2 separate regions of the Homo sapiens genome follow, and region 2 is linked to region 1. Evidence: read pairs that join two places in POLR2A ChIA-PET (ENCODE). Cell type or tissue: B cell. All regions are shown on one strand. Each heading gives the region's core, and the rest is flanking DNA. Links, peaks and the distances in the headings are about the cores only. Region 1 overlaps MICAL3 (microtubule associated monooxygenase, calponin and LIM domain containing 3). Region 2 overlaps MICAL3 (microtubule associated monooxygenase, calponin and LIM domain containing 3).

Region 1 (12,382 bases), core at 4,365-6,864:
AAAGTGCAAATTACAACACCATTATACTGTTATGCTTCTTGCTAATGGTTAATAATTTTTCAAAACCGCAACATAATGCTATTGAGGTTACAGTAAAATTCCATATTTATTGTGGGTTGCATTATAAATTGATAACATTTGTGGGGAATGCAACATGATAATATATGGGAAAAGCCATAAAATTACTACCACTATATAGGAAAAGCCATATAATTACCAGACCCAGGAATTTATCCCAATAAAGTTAGTTAACAAAGGTTTTTTAAATTTCAGATGCATAAAAAATACCCTCTGTTGTGTTGGTTATAATAGAAATAAGTAGAAATCACTGAAATGTCTAATATTATAGGGACAGTTTAAAATTTTGTTGGTACATTATACAATGGAATATCTTGCATTCACAACCAAAGCCTAAATCAAGAGGCATGTAGAAAGAAACATGGAAAATACTTTTGATAAAAGGAACAATAGCGAATAGAACATAGCAAGCACATCATGTTCATAACTGTAATAATCTGTGTGCCTGTGCCATAGCTGTGCTGAAGTGATGGATTAGAGATGAGTCTTAGGGTCGCGCGTGGTCGGAGGCCATGACAGGCAGATCACCTGAGGTCAGGAGTTCGAGATCAGCTGGCTAGCATGGTGAAACCCCGTCTCTACTAAAAATACAAAAATTAGCCGAGTGTGCTGGCAGTCACCTGTAATCCCAGCTACTTGGGAGGCAGAGGCAGGAGAATCACTTGAACCCACAAGGCAGAGGTTGCAGTGAGCCAAGATCACACCACTGCACTCCAGAGTGAGACTCCATCTCAAAAAAAAAAAAAAAAAAAAGATGAGTCTTAAATCTTAAATTTGTAAAATTCTCTTGCTGTTATTATACTGCCTTTTCAATAACAAAGCACCCTCAAATAAAACCTTCGAGATTGGAAGAAATGAATGTAGAAGAAAAGAGAAATCTCAGAAATTATGATATATTACAAAGTAGAATGTTTTTTATTAGCCCCAGAAACCAGAAGAATCCCAAGAGTCACAATTATGTTGAATAAATCCAAGCTGTGTGGGTTTTCTTTCCTCTTGCTGTCATTTAACTTTGGTGAAGTCCTTGCTTACGGCAGGTAGTTTGTGAATATCTACTGACTGCTGAATAAATGCCAAGGCCATCTTTTAGTTGTACTTTTCACAATCACAGGCCTGGGAAAACTTGAATTTATCTCTGAAAAAGCATCAGAAATCTTAGTACAAGCAACACTTTCTCTTTTTTTTTTTTGAGATGGAGTCTCACTCTGTCGCCCAGGCTGGAGTGCAGTAGCGCAATGTCGGCTCACTGCAAGCTTCTGGGTTCATGCCATTCTCCTGCCTCAGCCTCCCGAGTAGCTGGGGCTACAGGCACCCGCCACCACGCCTGGCTAATTTTTTGTATTTTTAGTAGAGATGGGGTTTCACCGTGTTAGCTAGGATGGTCTCGATCTCCTGACCTCGTGCTCCACCTGCCTCAGCCTCCCAAATTGCTGGGATTACAGGCATGAGCCACTGCACCTGGCCTAACACTTTCTCTTTAACTGCTTATTTTTAGGACTTTAATTTTTCCAGCATAGGGAACATATCTTTGGGGACTTTTTCCCCCATTAAGAGAATTGTAAGAATATTTTAAGTAGGTCACAACTCCTAGGGGAAAGAAGGGTATGTAATGAACAGAGCTCTGGGGAAGCTTTTTTAGAAATGTGCCTAATGTAGATGTTTAAGTGATGGAGCTTTTTCTTTTGAAGTGGGAAACAGGGAAGGGGAAGAAGGTAAGAGAAGGAACAAATCCAACAACTTGGAAAAGCTGTTCTCTTCCTTCCAGGCTCTGGTATTTTCAGATCGAATGGCCTAATATACAGTTCCTGGGTTCTCCTGAACCTTTGGTTTGCTACATAACCTCGAGATAAATATTTAGTGTCTTAGTGCCTCATTTTCATCATCCTTCACAGGAATGAAAATTCTTACTCTATTCCTTCTCCCAAGGCATGTTGGATGGGAGAATTCGATTGTATTATGCGCACCCTGTGCTCTTTTTCCTAAGGGCATCTGAATTTTCTGGTAGGACTTCCACAGACAGGAAACCAAGAAATGTGTGTGTGTGTGTGTGTGTGTGTGTCTAAGAGAGGGAGAGAGAGAGGTCGGGCATGATGGCTCATGACTATAATCCCAGAACTTTGGGAGGCTGAGGTGGGTGGACTCCTTGAGGCCAGGAGTTTGATACCAGCCTGGGCAACATGGTAAGACCCCGTTTCTACAAAAACTTTAAAAATTAGGTGTGGTGGCACACACCTATAGTTCCAGCTACTGGGGAGGCTGAGGTGAGAAGATTGCTTGAGCCCAGGAGTTCAAGGGTACAGTGAGCTGTTATTGTACCACTGCATGCCAGCCTGGGCAACATAGCAAGACCTTGTTTCTCTTTTTAAAAAAATAGAGGGGGAGGGAGATAGAGAGATTGTATTTGGATCAACTCAGAAGCAGTAATCTTTGGACTAAAAGTGCCAATTGCTTTAATTTACTATGCAGATAAAATAATTTTCATTCTTAGGGACAGGCATTTCTGTTTACTAAGCACATACCCTAGGCCATGTGCTTTCCTATGCGTCACCTCCATCCACCCTCAACAGCTCTGTGGCTTCGGCATTGCTACACCCATTGTGCATTTTTATGTGGGAAGTGGGGATTTGAAGTCATTTTTCTCTCCCAAGAAAACCCATGCTCTTGTCATGACCCCACATCAGACAGACTTGGGTTCAGATTCTGACTGTGACACTCATTAGCTGTGCCACCTTGGGCACATCTTTTAACTTCTCTGAAGCTCAGCTACCTGTACTAAAACAGGAGTAATGACAGAAAAATGAGGTTATTAAGAGAATTAGAGAGTACACCTCTAGGGCTTTCTGATTGTAAACAACAGCAATATGCTCTAGGGCTAACTTTGGAGAAGGATGGAAGACATTTATTAGAAGGATATGAATTAGCTCATATAACTGAATGCAAAGCAAACAGCCAGGTCTTGGAAAGGATGAGAGCCAGGCCAGCTGAAGAGATCTCAAGAATAGGGAGGTAACTGCCTTCTTTCTTCAGGGGATTCTTGACTGCATGAAGCAGCTCCGGTTGTTTTCAGTTCTGCGGCTCCCTGCTTGACACTCAACTTCCAGGAAGAGAGGTCAGACTAGATGAGGCTGGACCATGTGCTGCCTTCCTCATGGATGGAGAGCAAGGTGCCTCCATCCCCATGCCCACCAGACCTGCATGCAGTGGGGGAAAGGTAGTTTCCACAATAGAAGCTAAGATGTAGGCACTGTTACCAAGCAAGGGGGTCTGAATGCTGGGCAGGCTAAAGCCACAGTTACCACCGTGGAGCTGATGCAGTCAGACATCCCAGCCCAGGACCTGGTACAAGGGAGTGGCTCCATAAATGCTTGGTTTTGCTGGTAGTGTTTTCACCTGACCTCCTGCAAGGCAGCAATTCCAGACCAGTAAATCACCATGTAACAGTACATCTAGAAATCCTAGCTCAGCATTCTTCGTAGGCGTGTCATGTTGTGATACACACAGAAGATGGTATTTGAGCAGCAAATATCTGAGGTAAACTGACAAGGTGCTCCTGCAGGAGGAGACTGGCTGGGAGGCTCTGGCCGCCCCGGCCCTATCTGGCAGCCCTGGGAGCTGAGGGAATCAATATGGCACTTATGGGCAATGCACCCGTGAAGAAGCCCAATTAGATGATGGAACTTCAGGCCCCCCGCCCACCACTATCGCCTTGGTCTCAGCACTGTCTGGCCCTCCCTTACCCCTCCAAAAGTTTGAAAGAGGGTCCCTCCCCATGAGGGCCGAGGCCTGAGGCCCAGTAGAGTCAACAGTGGTACCTCTGCCTTTCCCCACTGATGACTGCCAGCTGCCAGCTGTCCACTCGCTCCTCAGGGCCTTCATTGTCAGGAAGTGAAGCTTTTCAGGAAACAAAAAGTAACTTCTCTTCTTATTTATTAATTTTTTTTGAGTCAGAGCCTTGCTTTGTCGCCCAGGATTGAGTGCAGTGGCACAATCTCTGCTCACTGCAAACTTCGTCTCCCAAGTTCAAGTGATTCTTCTGCCTCAGCCTCCTGAGAAGCTGGGATTATAGGCTCCCGCCACCATACCTGGCTAATTTTTCTATTTTTAGTAGAGACGGGGTTTCACCCTGTTGCCCAGGCTGGTCTTGAACTCCTGACCTCAGGTGATCTGCCCACCTTGGCCTTTCAAAGTGCTAGGATTACAGGTGTGAGCCACCAGACCCTGCTCTAAGTTCTTTTTTAAAAAATTTTTTATTATTTATTTATTTTATTATTATTATTATTTTTTGAGACAGAGTCTCGCTCCGTCGCCCAGGCTGGAGTGCAGTGGTGCGATCTCGGCTCACTGCAAGCTCCACCTCCCAGGTTCACGCCATTCTCCTGCCTCAGCCTCCCAAGTAGCTGGGACTAGAGGCACCCACCACCACACCCAGCTAATTTTTTTTTTGTATATTTAATTAGTATATTTACTATAATATAGTAATATTTTTACCGTGTTAGCCAGGATGGTCTCGATCTCCTGACCTCGTGATCTGCCTGCCTTGGCCTCCCAAAGTGCTGGGATTACAGGTGTGAGCCACCGCGCCTGGCCTTTATTTATATATATATTTTTAGACGGAGTCTCACTCTTGTTGCCCAGGCTGGAGTGCAATGGCGTGATCTCGGCTCACTGCAAGTGATCTCGGCTCACCGCAACCTCCGCCTCCTGGGAGGTTCAAGCCATTCTCCTGCCTCAGCCTCCCGAGTAGCTGGGATTACAGGCGTGTGCCACCATGCCTGGCTAGTTTTGTATTTTTTAGTAGAGATGGGGTTTCACCACGTTGATCAGGCTGGTCTCGAACTCCGACCTCAGGTGATCCGCCTTCCTAGGCCTCCCAAAGTGCTGGGATTACAGGCATGAGCCACTGCGCCCAGCCAGCTTCTCTTCTTGATAAGGCTGGGAACATCTGGCCCAAGGGGCCTAGATGATTTTAGAGCATTTATCTCTCTGCCTACTTGTCAATGATGGCATTGATTATGAAAATCAATGATTGTGGTGTGATACAGTCCCTGGAGGCCGAGCTGCAATTGCTGGTGCTCACATGGGGGTTTCCAAGCAGGGCCAAAAGCAGCACTGCAGGCCTGTGATCGCTGAGGCTGCCAGAGCACAGAGGAGACATTCAGTCTCAAAGAGATATGCAGGTTCTTCTCAATCGCTTTTCTTTTCTTCCTGTTTGTTTTTTCTTTTTGTTGCCAGGGAAGGGCTGCTATTTTACAATTGTGTTTATTTTTTCCCCATTACAAAAGTATGGGGAAAGGCATACCCCATTCTCTTCCCAAATGAAAAAGTACAAATAAGCAAAATGAATATAATTTTGAAACACCCAACTCCCCACCCATCCCTCTATTCACCTGGCTATGAACATGTTAGTATTTATCCTTCTCAATTCTCCTTCTTTCTAACCCTCCAGGTCTCCACCTCCCGGCAGTGAGGTGCTTTGCCTGAAAATCTCTGGCTCAAGGTGGAAGGAACTCTGCTCCTTTTCTGCCAGTGGGAGCTAAGAAAAGAAAAGGGGAAGCTCACTTCTTAGAATACCTTTTTCATCTCCCCATGAAATCCTACCATTCTTTTGAGGGACCTCTCAAATACCCCCTCCTCTATAGAACGTTCCCTGCTCTCTTAGATGGAAGGCTTCTCAGTCTGAGACAGCACTTTCCACCTGACAAAGACTCTCTCTATCCAAGTCTCACTTTCCCTGCACTATTGTTAGCTCCTTAAGGTCAGACACCATGTCTAATTGTCCTCTGCACAGCTCTCAGCAACCAGACAAGTGCCTTGCCCATCACAGACACCAAGGGATGAATGAAAGAAAAAGACTCAGATGCTTAAATCAAACAGAAGTTCACATGATCTCAAATGGGAGCGAAGAGAAGGATTTGGAGTCTGTCCTGTGCACAGGACAAAGGAAGGCTTGACATCTTTCCCTTCCCTACAAGAGGCTCCTCCCCTCAGGTGCATCTTCTCTGAAATCTGAAAATGCCGATGTGCATGCTGGCGGTTTCAAGTTCATTAGTTCCATTCTGAGGCTTTATCAGGGCCTCTTCTACCGCTATTCCACTTCCTAAATGGGAAGTATCATATGCTTTCTCCCTGCTTCCCTCCCTCCCCTCCCTTCCCTTCCCTCAGTCCTTTCCCTCTGTCATTTTCTGTTTCACAGTTGAAAACAGAGCTGTGTAAAATAAGTCATATTCAGATAGAACCCAATTGGGCTGAATTTGACCACATGTAATTTTGAAGCCAGTGTTTTTTTTTTTTATTATTAGTTTTTTTAAAGACAGGGTCCCACTCTGTTACCCAGACAAGAGTGCAGTTGGCCTCATCATAGCTCGCAGCAGCCTCCACCTCCTGGGCTCAGGCAATCCTCCTGCCTCAGCCTCCTGAGTATCTGGGACTACAGGCATGCACCACCAGGCCCAGCTAAGTTTTGTGTTTTTTATAGAAACAGGCTCTTGCTTTGTTGCCCAGGCTGGTCTGAAACTCCTGGCTTTAGCTGATCCTCCTGCCTCGGCCTCCCAAAATTCTGGGATTACAGGCGTGAGCCACTATGCCTAGCCTACTGCTTTTATCTTTAATAGCAACATGTCTGAGCAGTGGAGGAAGGTAGGACTAGAAAGACTTCCCCTCCTCACTGCAAAAGGAACCAATGACAAGGGCAAGTTTACTTGTTTTAGTTCTGCAGAGGTATAGCATTTACTCCTGTCTAGTGCAGAGCACAGAGCTCTAAGGTCTGTGTTCAAAGAATCAAGTCCTACAGAATGTGTGTGTGTGTGTATTTTAATATATCTTTATATATAATATATATTTTATAAATTTTTCTTAGATGTAGTGAATATGAGAATATAAGTCCAGAAAAACCCTGTTTATAAAATTTGCCGTGTTTCCCAGAGACTTTCAAGAATCCAGGCCAAATTGGCTTAGGGAAGGAGTCTTCTGCGAGTTACAGAAGGACTCTAGAAATCTCTGTTTTGGTGATGATTGTGATGTGCAATTGTAGACTTTATTTTGCAGTGCCTTGGTAACTAGAGATTTCTTCTGCATAGTCCCATCTTGGTTTTGTCTGTTTCCACTGCATAGAATTTCTGGCTACTGCTGAACATACACATGCCAATCAGTTAGGGGAAAAATCACCCAATTTTGAACCATTATATTGTGAGAAACTAATGCAGAAGTAGATTTGCAACTTTGTCAAGTTGCGTTTTAATTTCCCTTTTTTGAAGAGACAGCCTCTCGCTGTGTCGCCCAGGCTGGAGTGTAGTGGTGCTCAGCCTCAAACTCCTCAGCTCAAGTGATCCTCCCACCTTGGCCTCCCAAAGTGCCGGGACTACGGGTGGAGCCACCACACCCAATCTTAATTTCCTTCTTCCTGGCAGGGTGAAAACATGCAAATCAGTCTGGAATTAGTTAAAAAGTAAAAGATATGTAATTTTCTTAAACCTCACTATGAGATATTAGCCTAGAAATAAACCCCAGAACCTAGAATGATGTCTTCGAGCTCTAAGACATCCCAATCCATGGATCTTCTTAGCTTTTCTACAGAAGATTAAGTTGGTTCCAAACCAGTCCCTTCGTGTAGAAGAGGGGCAAGAACATGGAGCCTTTCATGTCTTCAGTAGGTCCACAGGACTATGAATGCAGCCCAGGAATCAATTTGTTCTAAACCACTCTGTTCTTCCTTCTTGACTCTCTCATCCAATGGATAGGATGGGATGGGCTTTTGAGCCAGTCCAGGCATCCTGGGGGCCATTAGACTACACATGGCTTGGGATTTCCCTGGAGATTGCTTAAAGCTGAATGCCCTTGGGGTTCATGATAAACTGAACTGGTGGCAGTCACGGGTGTGCTATTTGGAATGCTTGGAAGGGATGGACTGAGCTCCTATTGCACCATGCTTTTTTTTTCTGAGGTGGAGTTTCGCTCTTTTTACCCAGGCTGGAGTGCAATGGCACGATCTCTGCTACTGCAATCTCCACCTCCTGGGTTCAAGCGATTCTCCTGCCTCAGCCTCCTGAGTAGCTGGGATCACAGGCAGGCTGCCACCATGCCAGGCTAATTTTGTATTTTTAGTATTTTAGTATTTCACCATGTTGGCCAGGCTGGTCTCGAACTCCTGACCTCAAGTGATCCACCTGCTTCAGCCTCCCGAAGTGCTGAGATTACAGGCGGGAACCACCGTACCCAGCCCATCATGCATTTTTTTTTTTTTTTTTTTTTTTTTTTGAGATGGAGTCTCGCTCTGTCGTCCAGGCTGGAGTGCAGTGGTGCGATCTCGGCTCACTGCAAGCTCCACCCCCCGGGTTCACGCCATTCTCCTGCCTCAGCCTCCCGAGTAGCTGTGACTACAGGCACCCGCCACCATGCCCGGCTAATTTTTTGTTAGCCAGGATGGTCCCGATCACCTGACCTCATGATCCACCCGCCTCGGCCTCCCAAAGTGCTGGGATTACAGGCGTGAGCCACAGCACCCGGCCCCATCATGCATTTTTTACTTTGCTAGCCAGTGGTAGATAGCTGATCAAAACTGGTTTAAGTCAAAAACAAAAACAAAACTGAGCATAGTGGCTCAGGCCTGGAATCCTAGCACTTTGGGAGGCTGATGTGGGAGGATCACTTGAGCCCAGGAGTGCAAGGCTGCAGTGAACTATGACTGTGCCACTGCACTCCAGCCTGGAAAATAGAACAAGACCCTGACTCTAAAAAAGAAAAAAAAAACCATCATGTTTTAAGTAATGTAGAATAGCATAGGAAAATTCCTAGCCTATTAAGTAGAAAAGTAGATTGCAAAGCAGTTTGATCAAATTTTGTTAAAAAGATAATACAGAAAAAGAAGATATATGACACATGTACACAGAAAAATACAAGAAAACACATACATCAAAATGGTAACAATGATATGCTGGTGAACGTAATGGGTATTTTTATTTTTTGTACTTTATTTAAAAAATTCTTTTACAATGAACATGTATTACTTTTGAAATCAGAAAATTGGCCGGGCGCGGTGGCTCACGCCTGTAATCCTAGCACTTTGGGAGGCTGAGGAGGGCAGTTCACCTGAGGTCAGGAGTTCAAGACCAGCCTGGCCAACATGGTGAAACCCTGTCTTTACTAAAATACAAAAATTAGCCGGGCATGATGGCGGGTGCCTGTAATCTCAGCTACTCAGTTGGCTGAGACGAGAGAATCGCTTGAACCCAGAAGATGATGGTTGCTGTGAGCAGAGATTGCACCACTGCACTCCAGTCCGGGTGGCTGAGAGGGACTCCGTCTCAAAACAAAAAAAGAAATCAGAATTTTTTTGTGTGTGTGTGTGTGACAGAGTTTCGCTCTTGTTGCCCACGCTGGAGTGCAATGGCACAATCACGGCTCATCACAACCTCCACCTCCCAGGTTCAAGCGATTCTCCTGCCTCAGCCTCCCCAGTAGCTGGGATTATAGGCATACACCACCACGCCTGGCTAATTTTGTATTTTTAGTAGAGACGGGGTTTCTCCATGTTGGTCAGGCTGGTCTCAAACTCCTGACCTCAGGTGATCTGCCCTTCTCGACCTCCCAAACTGCTGAGATTAGAGGCATGAGCCACCGTCACCAGCCCAGAAAATATTTTTTAAATTGAAAATAAGATAGCATATTCCACAAATCTTCTACCGGCTCCATTGCGGATTGAATTAGATGATTCTCCCTATTGTTTACTAAGTGTCCAGTTATTTCTGGGCACTCTCCACCTCCGCAGGACACTGCCCATCTCCCCAACCCAGGGCCATTTCTCAACCTAGTGCTCCTTCTCCTACTAGGGGGGCAGACTTCCCAACGTGAGCACCTACATTTCGCCGTAGATGGGATCCACTTGCACTCTCTGAGGTTCTCAGGCAGATTCCTTCCTTACGGAAGGGGGTCTGATATTTAATCACCCCATGCACTAAGTACACACTTCATGTGCGGATCCATCAGGATAACCCCACACAAGCTGCCAGTTCTTTGCTTGTAGTGGGTGCCCAATAAATGTTTGAATGCATAAAGAAAGCACTCAGATAAGCAGAGACATTTTAGAGCTCTCTGGGGATGAGAAAAGAGAGAGCTATGGGAGTGAGAATTAACTTGATTGACTATGGCTGGACCTGGCAAAGAACAACTCAGAAGTATTGGCCTCACAATCACCTTGTTCAGGCTGCTTAATCAATATTAAAAGTTTGCTGCTCCCACACAATTTTGCTAGGCTCTCCAACCCTGTGAGGATGTCAACAGTTGAAAAAGAAGAAATAATGAGCCCAGCCTGTATTTGCAGGGGAGTGTTAAAACTGCCGGTGGAGCAGGATAGTTTGCTAAACAGCCAGTTGAGAACTTTCCCAAACTGGTCGGCAGCAGCATTGCACACAGAAGTCCCTTCTTCATTGACATGGGGCTAATTCTAGCCACCAGCACTCCAGCGGTACGGGGCAGTTTTGTGGCCTTTTGCTATTGAATCTGCCAGATGTGTCCAAGACACACTCTCATGGGCAGAATATAAACAACAAACCAGTATAAAGAAGTCCACAGTGATCTCACCCTTCATAGAAGTCTTCTTTGACTTGTTTTCTGGCCCCCTGTAAGCACTCCTTGTACCACACTCCCTAAACCCTGTGGCTTAGGTTTTGCTATTTTGTATTTGTTTCCTCCTTCTCTGGTTGTTACATGTAAAAAGGTTGTGTTCACGCAGGGGGCAGGAATTGCAATGGAAAGAATGCAGTGTGGAAAGCCAGGCTCAGTTACTTACCAGCCTTGCTACCTTAGCCAAACGGTCATGCTCTCTGAGCTGTAGTTTCCTTCCTCATCTGTGAATAGACTTCTACCAACTCTCCTCACATGACTGTTTTGAGACTGAAATGATATTATAGGTATAGAAATAAATGTAAACATAATATAAATGTATGAGGCCTGGCGTAGTGGCTCACGCCTGTAACCCCAGCACTTTAGGAAGTCGAGGCAGGTGGATCACCTGAGGTCAGGAGTTCGAGACCAGCCTGGCCAAGATAGCGAAACCCCCATCTCTACTAAAAATATAAAAATTAGCCAAGCGTGGTGGCACGAGCCTGTAATCTCAGCTACTTGGGAGGCTGAGGCATGAGAATCGCTTGAAATCAGGAGGCAGAGGTTGCAGTGAGCCGAGATTGCGCCACTGTACTCCAGCCTGGGTGACAGAGTGTGACTCTGCCTCAAAAAAAATAAAAAAAAACAAAATAAAAATAAAAATAAATAAGTAAATATATGAGATTATCTTTCATCTGGCATGCAGTAGATTCTTAAGAAACTCAAGACAGTATTGCGTTGTGGAGTTATGGTGGGGGCACTAGATGTCAGACCTCTGTGTGCACTCGGGCAGATCAGTTTCACTAAGCTCTTGTGTTTTCCTCAGGAAGGCAAAACGGTACTAAGGCGAATAATAAGGAACATCACAGAATTGATATGAGGGTGAAGTTAAATAATGCGGGCAAAGCACTTCCCAACAGTACCTAGCACATAGTGAGCACTTAATAAATGTAAGCTGTGGCTGCTGCTGCTGTGGCCATCAGGGAGATAGGGAAATATGTCAATAAGAAATGTATATTGGCCGGGCACGGCGGCTCATGCCTATAATCCCAGCACTTTGGGAGGCCGAGGCGGGTGGATCACCTGAGGTTGGGATTTCAAGACCAGCCTGACCAACATGGAGAAACCCCGTCCCTACTAAAAATACAAAATTAGCTGGGCGTGTTGGCGCATGCCTGTAATCCCAGCTACTCGGGAGGCTGAGGCAGGAGAATCGCTTGAACCCAGGAGGCGGAGTTTGTGGTGAGCCGAGATCATGCACTCCAGCCTGGGCAACAAGAACGAAACTCAGTCTCAAAAGAAAAAGAAAAAAAAAAAAAAGAAATGTATATTGGGGCAGAGAGCATGGACAGTTGGGTTATGGCAAGGCACAGAGTAGAAATGGAAGCTCTGTAAGCTAGCAGCTTCTGGCAATCAATCTGGAAGGCTTCATGGAGGGATGCACTTTCCAGAGCTCTTTGGATTATAGTTGGAAGATGAGTTATCTGGAGGTATTAGAAAGGCTATCCCAGGGGCCAGGCGCAGTGGCTCATGCCTGTAATCCCAGCACTCTGGGAGGCCGAGGCAGGCACATCACAGGGTCAGGAGATCGAGACCATCCTGGCCAACATGGCGAAACCCTGTCTCTACTAAAAATACAAAAATTAGCCAGGTGTGGTGGCAGGTATCTGTGGTCCCAGCTACTTGGGAGGCTGAGGCAGGAGAATCA
Region 2 (12,382 bases), core at 5,522-8,021, 70 kb after region 1:
CACCACTGCACTCCAGCCTGGACAACAGAGCAAATAAAAATAAGATAAAAATTTGATCTTGAGGGGATTGAGGCATCTTTTCTTTCATACTTTGATTTTACAATGATAGGTTGATGCAAAACCAGAATGAGCAGAATTCACTGTTCAGTTCATGTTGGTAATTCTATCTCAGTGGTGCGCACAGAACACGGTGAAGGTGAGAGAAAGCTGGACTGCAAATTGGAGTTTGGAGCAAGGCAGACACCGAGGTCTTTTCCTCTTTCCTTAAGGGATTTCCTTGTCCCAGTTACCTCTTCATGAAGGGAAAACATTGTCTCATTGGCAGTTTGGCCATGCTGGGGGGCCCACTGTCCTCTGGGTGTGTAGAGGCTGTCTTGGCGGGCACAGTCTTGCTGGCAGGGCCCAGGCTGCAAGATGAACGCGTGCAGCGGCTGTAGGCTGGCCTGGGAGAACGAAGTGGGGAGAGGGGGCCAATCCAGCCATGTGGCCTTGCAGCCCGGCTCTGATCTTAGATGGACAGCAGATATTTGATGTGCTGCGTTTCTCTTCTGAAGTCTCACTCCTCCTTTCTTTGTGATTTAAACAATTTCTTCCCTCCCACTTTTTGTCCAAATTCCTCAGTCCATACTCTTTGAAATCTGAAGTATGGAGAGGCGATAGCAGGGCCCTCCCCACCCATCTTCCGGCTTGGAAGGGGTATCATGTGGTTCAGCTGGGCCCTTTGCTGGAGAGCAGAGGGAGGGGTGTTCCCCAGGGAAGAGGGCAGGAAAGACCAGAGGTTAAAAATAGGCAGCTTGTAGGAACTTGCCCACCACTCCCTCAGGTCCTCCTGTGATGTGCACACTTGGAGTAGAATGGCTTTGGAGCAGAGAAGGGGAAAATAGATCAGCCCTCACTTAAACATCACATTAGCCATTGGCTTTTCCTCTATCTTCCACATAAGAGGAACTTTCCCCAATCACCTGGTGGTTTTGGATTTGTGTCCCCTGGTACTTTGGGGATGTGTCCACATGTGTGTGCAGTGCCTCTGTCTGCATGTGTGTGGCGCTAAGATGACTCAGTGTCGCATGTGCTGAGACATTCCGGGGCTGCAGGTGGGTGTTCTCACAGAGGCTCGCCTGAGGGATCTTTTGCACATACAAAGATGTGTCCCATTTATAAGTTAGTTCCCTACACTAAATGAAAGAACTCTCCGGGGCCGTGTGTGTGCAGTGAATACACATGTGGGTCGTTGTTTCACACAGGCGGTGTCCTGGTTGCAGGCAGAGTGTGAGAATGCAAGCTGTGCTGGCTGCTCTGATATGGTCCACAAGGTATGAGGCAGCTTTTGTTCTCTTTTTGTTCTTTTCGGAAGTAGGGGTGCCTGCCCACCCCCGAAGCCAGGGAAAGTGCAGTCTTCTCTGGCCTCCTGGTCAGGTAGAGCTGCTCCGGTTAAAACTGTCAAGAGCATCCTGTCTCTGTTCCCTGAGACAGCCACAGGGGACTCCCAGGAATACCCAGCCAAGGACTTGAGATGCTGCCTGCTTTGTCATCTGTACCTGCTTGCCACACTCTCCTCCACTTAATACCCTGTTGTTACTAGCGAGGATTTCCGGTCCTGACTTTCAATCTGGATTTTGAATAACTTGATAAGGTGATTGCTTTCGGATCCCTCTGGGCCTGTGTCTGCCCCTCCCTGTAAGCTGAGAGAGCAGCTGGGCCCTTCAGTTTCTATGGCCCTTCCGCCACCGAGTGAACATGCTCCTGTGGGGCTTGGCCTGTGTGACCCACCTCATCCCTTTTGTCTCAGTCTTCCTGCTAAATACAGCCTCTTCTCTCCCTCATCCCTTCTTTCTCTGCTCTCTGGGCAGAAGAGAAGCTTTGGCTGTAGTCTTTGATGTGGGAGGCTAGACTGGAAGGCATTCTGGGTGGGGGAGGGAGGTGCCTGGTGGAATTGGGGCGTATGGGGGCTGTGTGGAGAGGGGCCCGCTGCCTTTACTGAGCCCCTCCCCTCCCTGGGCAGTAGGGCGCGTGTTACCCCTTGCTCTCCACATCTCAGGGAGAAGAACCCAGGTCCTCATGTGAATCCTGCTGTTTTACTTGGGGACACCCGGGAATGTGAATGGGTGAAGGTCTTCCTGGCTGGTGCCTTTGTTTCGGGTTGTTTTTCTTTGAGGTGCCTCTCCTACTCCCACAGGGCCTGTGCAGGGGTGCTCAGAGCCCACAGCGGATGTTGGCAGCGCGTGTGCAGGGAGCTGGCCAAGGACCCTGCTTTCTCTCTGGGCCAGCGCCCAAGGTGCCCTATTAATTTAGATTTTCATGTGCATTAGTGGACGAGGGTGAAGGAGACGCAGGCCCTCGGCTGGCAGTCGTTTTACACCACCACCGGCTAGGCTGAAATGGGGAAAGAAATATGGGGATTGGGGGCTTCCTTATGGAGAAAGGTAAAGGCTGAAATGGTGTGTGAGAGAGGACTTGAGGCTTTTTTCCTGGGGGTCAGGGAGAGTTGGAGTTGACAGCACTCAGCCCTAATAGGTATAGACTGAGTCCAGCCTGAGGTATTAGACCCTATATTTATTGGCTTGATCTTAATTTTACACCTGGTCATACTGTTGAAAAAAAAAAAAAAAAAGGTCCCCCAGTGCCTGAGTGCGAACTTCATATTTAGTGGCATTTGATAGTATATTTATTATTTCTAGTAAGTTTGATGATCTCAGAGGTGTGCAGTGATGTTCCTGGAAGTGAATAGTACAGCGGTCCCCAGGAACTGTGGGGAGAACCCTGCTCCGCCTCAGCCTCTTCTCCCATCTGCTGCCGTGGCCTGCTCCACCCTCAGATAGCTGTTGGAGGACCCAGCAGCCTGTGCTTCTCTTAACATGTCCAGTTGTACCCTATTTTCAGTTAAAAATGCGGTTTCTCCCACCTGCTTTCCCCTGGAGCGGCACGTGAAAGGGTGTAGTGCCCTTCTCTTGACACCTGCCTGTCCCCACAGTCCTATCGTCAGTGGGTGCGTGTGCTCACTGCTGCCTGGCACTGCTGGGTTCTCAGGAGGCCTGCACACCGAAACTTTGCATGGAATGTTGCCCTTGTGCCATTAGCAAAGCGGAGGCTGGGTCGGCTCTGCTCTCCCTGCCTCCGACTTCATTGTTCGGGACTTAATGTAATAATATGCTTGAACAGGCGGGAGATCACATTAGCTTGGCTCTGCAGTTGTAAACAATATTTGCTCTGTGAGCATTCTCCTTCACCCCCTGCTCTCCTGGAACCCTGCGCCCTCTCCTACTGCCACCCCCTCTCTCCTTGCATATTCTAACCTTGGCTAAACAGCTTCATTCATGAGATGGCCAGTGTTTTCTGGGAGGAAAGTGGCTGAAAATAATGAAGTCCCGAGAACCTCTAGCTATGACGCACAAGTAAACACTGGTTAGTTAGTTTCTGGATAGAGGTTTTAACTGATGTCCATGTCAACCAAAGTCTTTTTCTCTCTCTCCACTGGAGTGGAACCCTGTTTGAAAACACACACACACATGCACTCAGGTACCAAAAACAGCTTTCCTAAGGCCCTGACTCTGTCCTTGGCGGGGAGCACTGGGCAGATGGGACAGAGGCTTCCACTGTCAGTGTTGGCAGGGGTGGGAGGTGGAGAGGGGCAGGAGTGCAGGTGCATCCCTGGGGTGCCTGTTTTTTTCCATAGAAAGGTTTTTGTCCTCTGCTTCTCACTCTCTTCTATAGTTTGATGTAGAAAAAGGTAAAAGAAAAACTCCATCTCTCACCTGCACTGCCTTTTCCAATTTAACAATTGCAGTGGTTGGTTTCACAGACAAAACCTGCTCCACCTTCTCTGTGCTGATTGGTGGCTGATGATGTCATGGCATAAAGCTCAAACTGATTGTTTTCTCTATGGGACAGGTCCCAAAACAGCAGACAGCAAAGCTATTATTGCTCTTTTGTTTCCTCCAGTTTACGCTATCAAACAAGATGGGAAAGGTGGGAGCAGAGCCATGGCTGCACATCGCCTGATCTATTCATAAAGCGCAGCCTTGGGCACCTTGAGTAAGGAGGGCTTCTCACATCAGGAAAAAGCCTTTGTTTTTCACGAGAGCAACAATACTTTTTTCACTGGAGATATTTTGCCTGTCTGCTTTAATCTTCTCTGTTAAGAGAAGGATAGATGCAGCTCAGGGTGCGGTGGCTCATGCCTGTAATCCCAGCACTTTGGGAGGCTGAGGTGGGTGGATCACCTGAGGTCAGGAGTTCGAGGCCAGCCTGGCCAACATGGTGAAACCCCGTCTCTACTAAAAATATAACAAATTAGGCAGGCATGATGGCAGTTGCCTGTAATCCCAGCTACTCGGGAGGCGGAGTCAGGAGAATTGCTTGAACCCTGGAGGCAGAGGTTGCAGTGAGCTGAAATCGCGCCATTGCACTCAAGCCCGGGTGACAGAGCGAGACTCCATTTTAAAGAAAAAAAAGAAGGATAGATACAATTTCAAAGAAATTTCTTCTGGCCCAAGAAAGAGTAGGAAGAGGAGTTGATTTCAGGGAAATAAAAAATAATCAGAAGAATGTCACTCGGTTCCTTTGCAGAGCTTGGGAATTCTTCCTGCTGTCAGCATGTGTCCATCATAGAGGTGAACTGTAGTTCTGTAGCAGTGGCTGTGTTGTGTGAGTTCAGCATCGCCTGTGTTCTGAAGGGCCTGAGGGCAGAAGCTACTCAATGAGATCTGCTTTCACCTTGGACCTTGCTGGGTCTGCTGTGCTGTAGAGAGGACGGTCGTGCAGCTGGGAATTCGGCAGAGCAGGCCTGGCCCAAGTCTCTTAGGGCAGCACCCATCAAGCTGGAGCCCTCTGGGACTGCCCTGGTTGAACTGCGGGCCTGGCTCACCTGGTGCTGCCCAGCAGCGTCACGGGCATCTCTAGGTGCTTGTCATCTATAGCTGTTCAGACACTCTGGAAGCCTAGTGTGAGGCCAGGCTCCCTCAGAGGGCTTCCGCAGTGGCCCTACAGCAGTCCCCTACAGGAAGCTCCCTTTTCATCAGGGATCTGCTGGCGACTGTCTTCAGACTCGGTGAGGTCTCTGAGCGTCTGAAAGCCACTCTCCTTAGATTTTACATATGATCATTGCCACTTCATGCCCATGGATCTGCACAGACCTTCACAGCTGTTTCTAGAAAGCTTGGCTGTTAAAGCCACACCACTCCGCTAAGTGGAGGAGGTGAGGCATGTCTGACAGGAGGTGGTACCAGGCAGAGGACTGGATAAGCCTCCCTCCCAACCCACAGAGCTGTTCTTGGTGGGGCTGGGCTCCATTTACCTTCTGGAGCACCCTGGGCTTTGATTTGTTGGGTGAGAGGAAACTCTACAGCTGGCTGGACAGCCACGGTCACTTGGTGCATGGACTGCCTTCGCCCACTTGGCTGTGCTTAATTCTGTGCCTCCCTGCAAGCATACAATCACCGGGCTATCTTTAGCCATGTTGCGGTGTGGCTGCACCTCTGGAGAGACAGAATGTTACAGCTGGTTCACATTTTCCTGAACAAAACAGACACGCTCCGAGATTAGGCAAGTCGTTTCCTTGAGTGCTGTGGCTGGGCGCCTCTCCTTGTTGTTGTCTTAAGGCTAGGGGTCGGAGGAATTTGCCACACAGGTGGTTGACGTGCAGGTAAGGGAGAAGGCCCGCTTGAAGGTGGGTGAACCTCTGCCTGTTCCGCTGCCTGTGCTGCAGCCCCAGGCCTTCCTTCTGCTTTCCCCCTCCTGGGCCCTGGAGGCACTTTAGAATGGGGGTGGGAGGGAGCGATTGACCACGCCTGCCCCAGGCCATCACAGATTCTGATTGGATGGGTCTGGATGGGGCCTGAACATTGGTGTAGTTTTAAAGTTCGTCAGTGATTCTAATGAGCTTTATGTATACCCTGTGAAGGTCAACCAAACAGCTAACCTCACAGTATAGTAAAAATACATTTTTCTTCTTCGCTTCTCAGTTCCTGTATCCCAAGAGTGGCATATGGAAAGCATGTGGCAGTTACTTCTCAAATTGAGAACTGCCTGAATTTTATGAACAATGACAGCTGTTGCTCTGGTGTAGCATTTGAAGCTCAACCTGTTTCTACTTTCCGTCTTTTGACTTCCGTCTTTGCAGGGGACCCCTTGTCTCCTGGGAAGAACCCAGTGGCAGGGTCTCCTGCAAGTCCTCATAATCCATTGGCCTCTCTCCAAGCCCCAGACACTTTTCTTCCAGAGAAGCTGAGAATGGGGATGTGCTCAAGATCACACCTGCCATCATCATTATCCACTGATTGACAGCCATCATCTCCACCCCATAATGACTAGTTTTCAACTTGGCTGACATCGGTGCCGGTGTTGACATAGTTCACTTCTCTAATGATGGAATCTCTTTGGGCAGGGGTCTTTTGAGTCTCTTAGGGCAAATGCAGGCTGAGAAAAATGATGTGGAGCAGTTCTGAGTGAAGACTTGTTATGAGACGAAGAGAGCAGGTGAACGGTGGGGTCCAGCTGGTGTGGATGAAGCACCTGCTGTGTTTGAGACGGAGTGGAAGCAGTACTCTGCTTGGCCCATTCATCCCGTGGCCTAGGCATAACTGAGCATCTCATGCTTTCTTTAGTGGGTTCATCCCGTGGCCTAGGCATAACTGGGTGTCTGGTGCTTTCTTTAGTGGGTAGGTTGGGGAGGAGTGGATGGGCTTATAATTCTACCCAGGGCTCTGATATCACAGGAGTTTACATGGCATTTGGCTTGTTTTGTGTAAATCATCCTACCCTGATTAAATACCTCTTGAGCTATTTGATGCTGGCCTGTCCTGTGAGGTAGGGCTTATAGCCTTTCCTTTGAGAAATTAGTCCACAGATCTGGAAAAGGTTCTTTAACTGCTTGAGTATTCTCTGCCTGATTTTGACTGCCTCTTCTGCCTGGTTTCCCTTTCTGATCCTCTCTCTGGCTGCCATTGCTTTTGTTTTTATGATATATTCTTGGATTTACCCTACCTTTGCCTCTTTCCTTGTAATGAGCTTATTTTTTATTCTTTTACTGTCAAAGTTGTCATATTCTTCCCTGTATTCTGCCACTAGACTATTTCATGGAACTAGTCCTTCACTGTTCCCTTTCATCTTTGGGTTTGGTTTGATAAAGTTGTGATGTATGGGTTTAACAGCCTTCATCAGAATCAGTTTTCTTATTCCTTCTTTTTCCTTCTTCCTCCTCCTCCTTCCTTCCTTCTTCAGACAGAGTCACACTATGTCACCCAGGCTGGAGTGCAATGGTGCGATCATAGCTCACTGCAGCATTGATCCCCTGGGCTCAAGCAATCCTCCCACCTCAGCCCCCTGAGTAGCTGGGGCTACAGGTGCATGCCACCGCACCTGGCAGGATCAGTTCTCTTTATAGGCTGACTCACAAATACTTTTCACCATAAGAAGTCTTATTTTGGAAGTTGTATCCAACTGGCCCTGAAAGGGCAGATAGTAAAATGACAATTGATTGATACATTGAAAATAATCAGATGGTGGCATTTCCTTGCCTCAGCTTTTGTCCTTAACTTCAGAGGGATGAAGTCCAGGGGCCTTCTCTGGTGATCTGAAGGCATGTTCTGGCTGGCCTAGGAGTGGTACAGGACTGCCGGCTGTGGTGCTTTGACTCTAGGGGATTATTAGTATCTTCAGTAAATACAGTATGTACATACTTCTGTGCCTGCGGAAAAGGGCTCAGGTCATTAGTGTGCAGTAGTGTTGCTGGTCCCGATGTCTTTTAAATTGGTTATCCAAGTTTCCATGGTGTCTTGCGTAGAGTAGCTCTTTTTGGCGTTAGGTAGGCAGAAGTGACTGAGACTATTTGCTGTAGAGGAGGGCAGTTGCTCTAATTTAATGTAAAGATAGGAAGATAGGAGCCTGGTTTCCCAGTCACTCTCCAGCTAGGGAGGGCTTTTCATTTCTACATGTGGAAAAAAGTGTTTGTCTAGCTCCTTTGGAAATCATTGATGCCATCTTAACAGAATTGCAGAGAGAGGCAGGTCTGTTCTTCATAAGGTATAGAGGGTTGAGTCAGAGCCCTTCATGTGGCCAAATTCACTATCCAGAATTCAGCCCAGTCTCCCAGGCTTCCCGCCCTGCCTCTGGAGTTTGGCCTCCTAGGGGGATGGCAGGGATACGTGGCTGCTACTTGCCCCTGCAGCACCTTTGTGAGAGGGCAGGAGGTGCAGCCCTTCTTCTTTGTGGCACTGGTCCTCAGCTGGTGTGTGACTTGCTGAGTTGGGTGCCGGCTGAATCTCAGGCCCTGTTCCCTGACCCACTTTGTCTTGGTCTGTTTTCTGTTGCTTGTAACAGAATGCCTGAAACTGAGTGATTTATAAAGAAGTGAAATTTGTTCTTAACAGTTATGGAGGCTGGGAAGTCCAAGGTTGAGGGGCGGTGTCAGGGGAGGGCCTTTTTGCTGGTGGGGACTCTGCAGGCCGTGCAGGGCTGATCACATGGCAAGGGAGCTGAATGTGCCAACTTAAGTCACTTTCTCCTCTTCTGAAGACACCAGTCCCACTCCCATGATAACCCATTAATCCACTAACTCATTAATCCATGAATGGATTAGTCATTAATCCCAATGACTTCCTGAAGGCTCCACCTCTCCATACTGCCACATTGGAGATGAAATTTCTACATGAATTTCAAAAGGAACAAACATTCCAACCACAACACCCCTTTACTGGGAGTTTGTATACTGTACATGGTAGCCAGGGGTGGGAGCAAGAGCCTGAGACTCACGCAGATCATGAGCTGTAATGCCTGTGTAGATGTGTGCTTCACCTTCACCACGTGTTACCCAGATGGTTTTTGCTGCACGTGCTGAATGACCTTGAGATGTCAGCTTGAGCCAGGAGCACTGGTGTGGAGGAGGGTGGGCTGACTTTCACAAGTGAGCAGTGGCCTCACCCTCTGCCACGCTTCCGTTTAGTCCTTTAAGACTCTGGGTATCAAAGCATCAGCTTAGACCAAGGCACTCCTCATTCATTTCAACACCCAAATCTGTTGTCCAGAATTGTGCTTGGTATCAAAGTGCAGCACAGTGGTCTGCCAAGTTTAAGCTCAGGAATGCACAGAATCCCAGCGGCCTAATACAGCCTCCTCCGTTCGTAAGGAGGAGCATTGGTAACACAGCAGCGTAGGGAAAAGGCAGCCCACCCCTACCAAATCTGTATTACCTGTGGAGCTGTGTTCATGGCTGAACCCTGCTGAGCTTGGCCGTATGTCCAGCTATTGAGTGATCTGAATTCAAACCTACTTCCCTCCCGGTTGGTTGCTCTGGTCCCCCTATGGAGGTATTAGTTTGTATTTCATTCTTGACACCTGTGAGTTCTTTGTGGGGAAGTGGAATAATTACGGCTTTAAAGTGAGGCGCTCTTGAGTTTGAATGTTGTCATCCTCTGCTTATTAGCTGGCCAACTTAATTACCCTGTTATCCTGAGTTTTCTCATCTGTGCAGTGAGAATCATGAGTTCTTACTGGATTGTTGTGAAGATGAAGTGAAAATATTTCTGTGAAGTGCCCAGTACCATGCTTGACACTTTAAAAAAATTTAATAAATAAAGATAGATACTATAATCAGCAAGACACGGCCGACAGACCTCTCATGCCTCCTCCTTGCAAGAAAGGGATGTTTGTAAAGTCTTGTACTGAGCTTGACATCTGACCTTGAAATATAACTGTTTGCCAGAAGGTGAAGAGAATATGTGCACTCTTGCAAGTAATTTGTTGGCTTCATTCATATCTTGACTGCTTTAATGCTGAAAAGATGAGACATGGTCCTCACTCCCAGGAACTCATGAATCTGGGGAGACAATCACGTAAACTGGTTATGAGAGAATAATTAAACTTTCCAGGTGTCATGATAGAGGTTAGTTTGAGGTATGGTGAAGTTAGCAATCTGTTTTTGATAGCAATCCATCTTTTTTATTATTGTTAATTATTATTTTGAGACGGAGTTTCACTCTTCTTTCCCAGGCTGGAGTACAATGGCGTGATCTTGGCTCACCGCAACCTCTGCCTCCTGGGTTCCAGCGATTCGTCTGCCTCAGCCTCCTGAGTAGCTAGGATTACGGGGATGCGCCACCACGCCTGGCTAATTTTGTATTTTTAGTAGAGACGGCGTTTCTCCATGTTGGTCAGGCTGGTCTTGAACTCCTGACCTCAGGTGATCTGCCCACCTTGGCCTCCCAAAGTGCCGGGATTACAGGTGTGAGCCACCACGCCCGGCCCATCTTTTTTGTTAAATAAGTATGGGACTGAAGTAGATCGGGGGGAAAGCTAGACTTTGGCCTTGTCCAATTTAAAATAACATCCTTGGAGAATTGATGGGTCCTCAGAAGGACCTGTGGTAGAACAGTTAGGGAGTATTTCTTTGGCATACTTAAAAGTAGTAATGATGGAAAGAAGCCAAAAGAGATAAAGCAGGTAATTTACCATTTAAGCAAGTGCCATTGGTAGCTTGCTGTGCGACTCAGGATGTTATTTCATCTCTCTTGACTTCTGTTTCTGTATCTGTCAAGAAGAGACATCAGCATCAGCCTTCCAGACTCATGGAACTACGAGTTGTAAGTGGGATAATCTGCATGGAAGTACTTGGAGAAGCATGAAGTGCTACCTACATACGTAGTGGGGTTGGGGACACGTGCGTAGTCATCACTGTGCTCTTGCAGAGGAAGGTGGCATCAGAGAGGAGACCTACCAAAGGAGTCAAGACCAAGCACGTGCTGTTCCCTCTTGTCCTGCACACCTCTGCTTTAAGTTACTCAGAAAAGCTTCTCTGACTTAGGGCCTCTCCTACTATTTTTTGTTTGTTTGTTTTTGTTAATTTATTGGTTTAATGGTAATTTCTTTTTACAATAATGACTTTCAATTCTAGAGAATTTTTTAATTGAGGTATAATTTTCATGCAAAATAATCCACAGATATTTTTAAGCCTTTAGGTGGGCATTGACAGATGAATATATATTCACATAATCTCCATAATCAAGATATAAACTCTTTCTGTTATCTCAGAAAGTTTCTTTTTTTTTTTTTTAATTATACTTTAAGTTCTAGGGTACATGTGCACAACATGCAGGTTTGATACGTAGGTATACACGTGCCATGTTGGTTTGCTGCACCCATCAACTCATCATTTACATTAGGTGTTTCTCCTAATGCTATCCCTCCCCTAGTCCCCTACCCCACGACAGGCCCTGGTGTGTGGTGTTCCCCGCCCTGTGTCCAAGTGGTCTCATTGTTCAGTTCCCACCTATGAGTGAGAACGTGCAGTGTTTGGTTTTCTGTACTTGTGATAGTTTGCTGAGAATGATGGTTTCCAGCTTCATCCATGTCCCTGCAAAGGACATGAATTCATCCTTTTTATGGCTGCATAGTATTCCGTGGTGTATGTGTGCCACATTTTCTTAATCCAGTCTATAATTGATGGACATTTGGGTTGGTTCCAAGTCTTTGCTATTGTGAATAGTGCCGCAATAAACATGCGTGTGCATGTGTCTTTATAGTAGCATGATTTATAATCTTTTGGGTATATACCCAGTAATGGGATTGCTGGGTCAAATGGTAATTCTAGCTCTAGATCCTTGAGGAATTGCCACACTGTCTTCCACAATGGTTGAATCAATTTACACTCCCACCAACAGTGTAAAAGCGTTCCTATTTCTCCACATCCTCTCCAGCATCTATTGTTTCCTGACTTTTTAATGATTGCCATTCTAACTGGCATGAGATGGTATCTTATTGTGGTTTTGATTTGCATTTCTCTGATGACCAGTGACGATGAGCATTTTTTCATGTGTCTGTTGGCTGCATAGATGTTTTCTTTTGAGAAGTGTCTGTTCATATTCTTTGCCCACTTTTTGATGAGGTTATTTTTTTCTTGTAAATTTGTTTGAGTTCTTTGTAAATTCTGGATATTAGCCCTTTGTCAGATGGGTAGATTGCAAAAATTTTCTCCCATTCTGTAGGTTGCCTGTTCACTCTGATGGTAGTTTCTTTTCCTGTGCAGAAGCTCTTTAGTTTAATTAGATTCCATTTGTCTATTTTGGCTTTTGTTGCCATTGCTTTTGGTGTTTTACTCATTAAGTCCTTGCCCATGCCTGTGTCCTGAATGATATTGCCTAGGTTTTCTTCTAGGATTTTTATGATTTTAGGTCTAACATTTAAGTCTGTAATCCATCTTGAATTAATTTTTGTATAAGGTGTAAGGAAGGGATCTAGTTTCAGCTTTCTGCATATGGCTAGCCAGTTTTCCCAGCACCATTTATTAAATAGGGAATCCTTTCCCCATTTCTTGTTTTTGTCAGGTTTGTCAAAGATCAGATGGTTGTAGATGTGTGGCATTATTTCTGAGGCCTCTTTTCTGTTCCATTGG

Evidence for each region. Peaks named below come from ENCODE experiments on the same cell type or tissue, not always from the same donor. Only the 100,000 strongest peaks of a DNase experiment are listed, where the experiment ranks them.
Region 2: POLR2A ChIA-PET joins it to region 1 with 10 read pairs; 4 of 35 experiments call an interaction of 5 or more read pairs at or near these places.

Annotation. Positions count from the first base shown.
Region 1 is chr22:18,003,872-18,016,253 of GRCh38, reverse strand. The region is part of intron 1 of MICAL3 (microtubule associated monooxygenase, calponin and LIM domain containing 3); the gene reads left to right. Among named protein-coding and RNA genes, the nearest start is that of MICAL3, 14 kb to the left of the region's middle. In B cell, for the core only: no CTCF peak of the experiment used is centred there; DNase peaks (open chromatin) are centred at 5,163 and 5,645; H3K4me3 peaks cover 484 bases; H3K27ac peaks cover 1,406 bases.
Region 2 is chr22:17,935,238-17,947,619 of GRCh38, reverse strand. All of the region lies in intron 1 of MICAL3 (microtubule associated monooxygenase, calponin and LIM domain containing 3), which reads left to right. Among named protein-coding and RNA genes, the nearest start is that of MIR648, 40 kb to the left of the region's middle. RefSeq lists an enhancer at 5,086-5,861. In B cell, for the core only: no CTCF peak of the experiment used is centred there; no DNase peak of the experiment used is centred there; H3K27ac peaks cover 1,943 bases.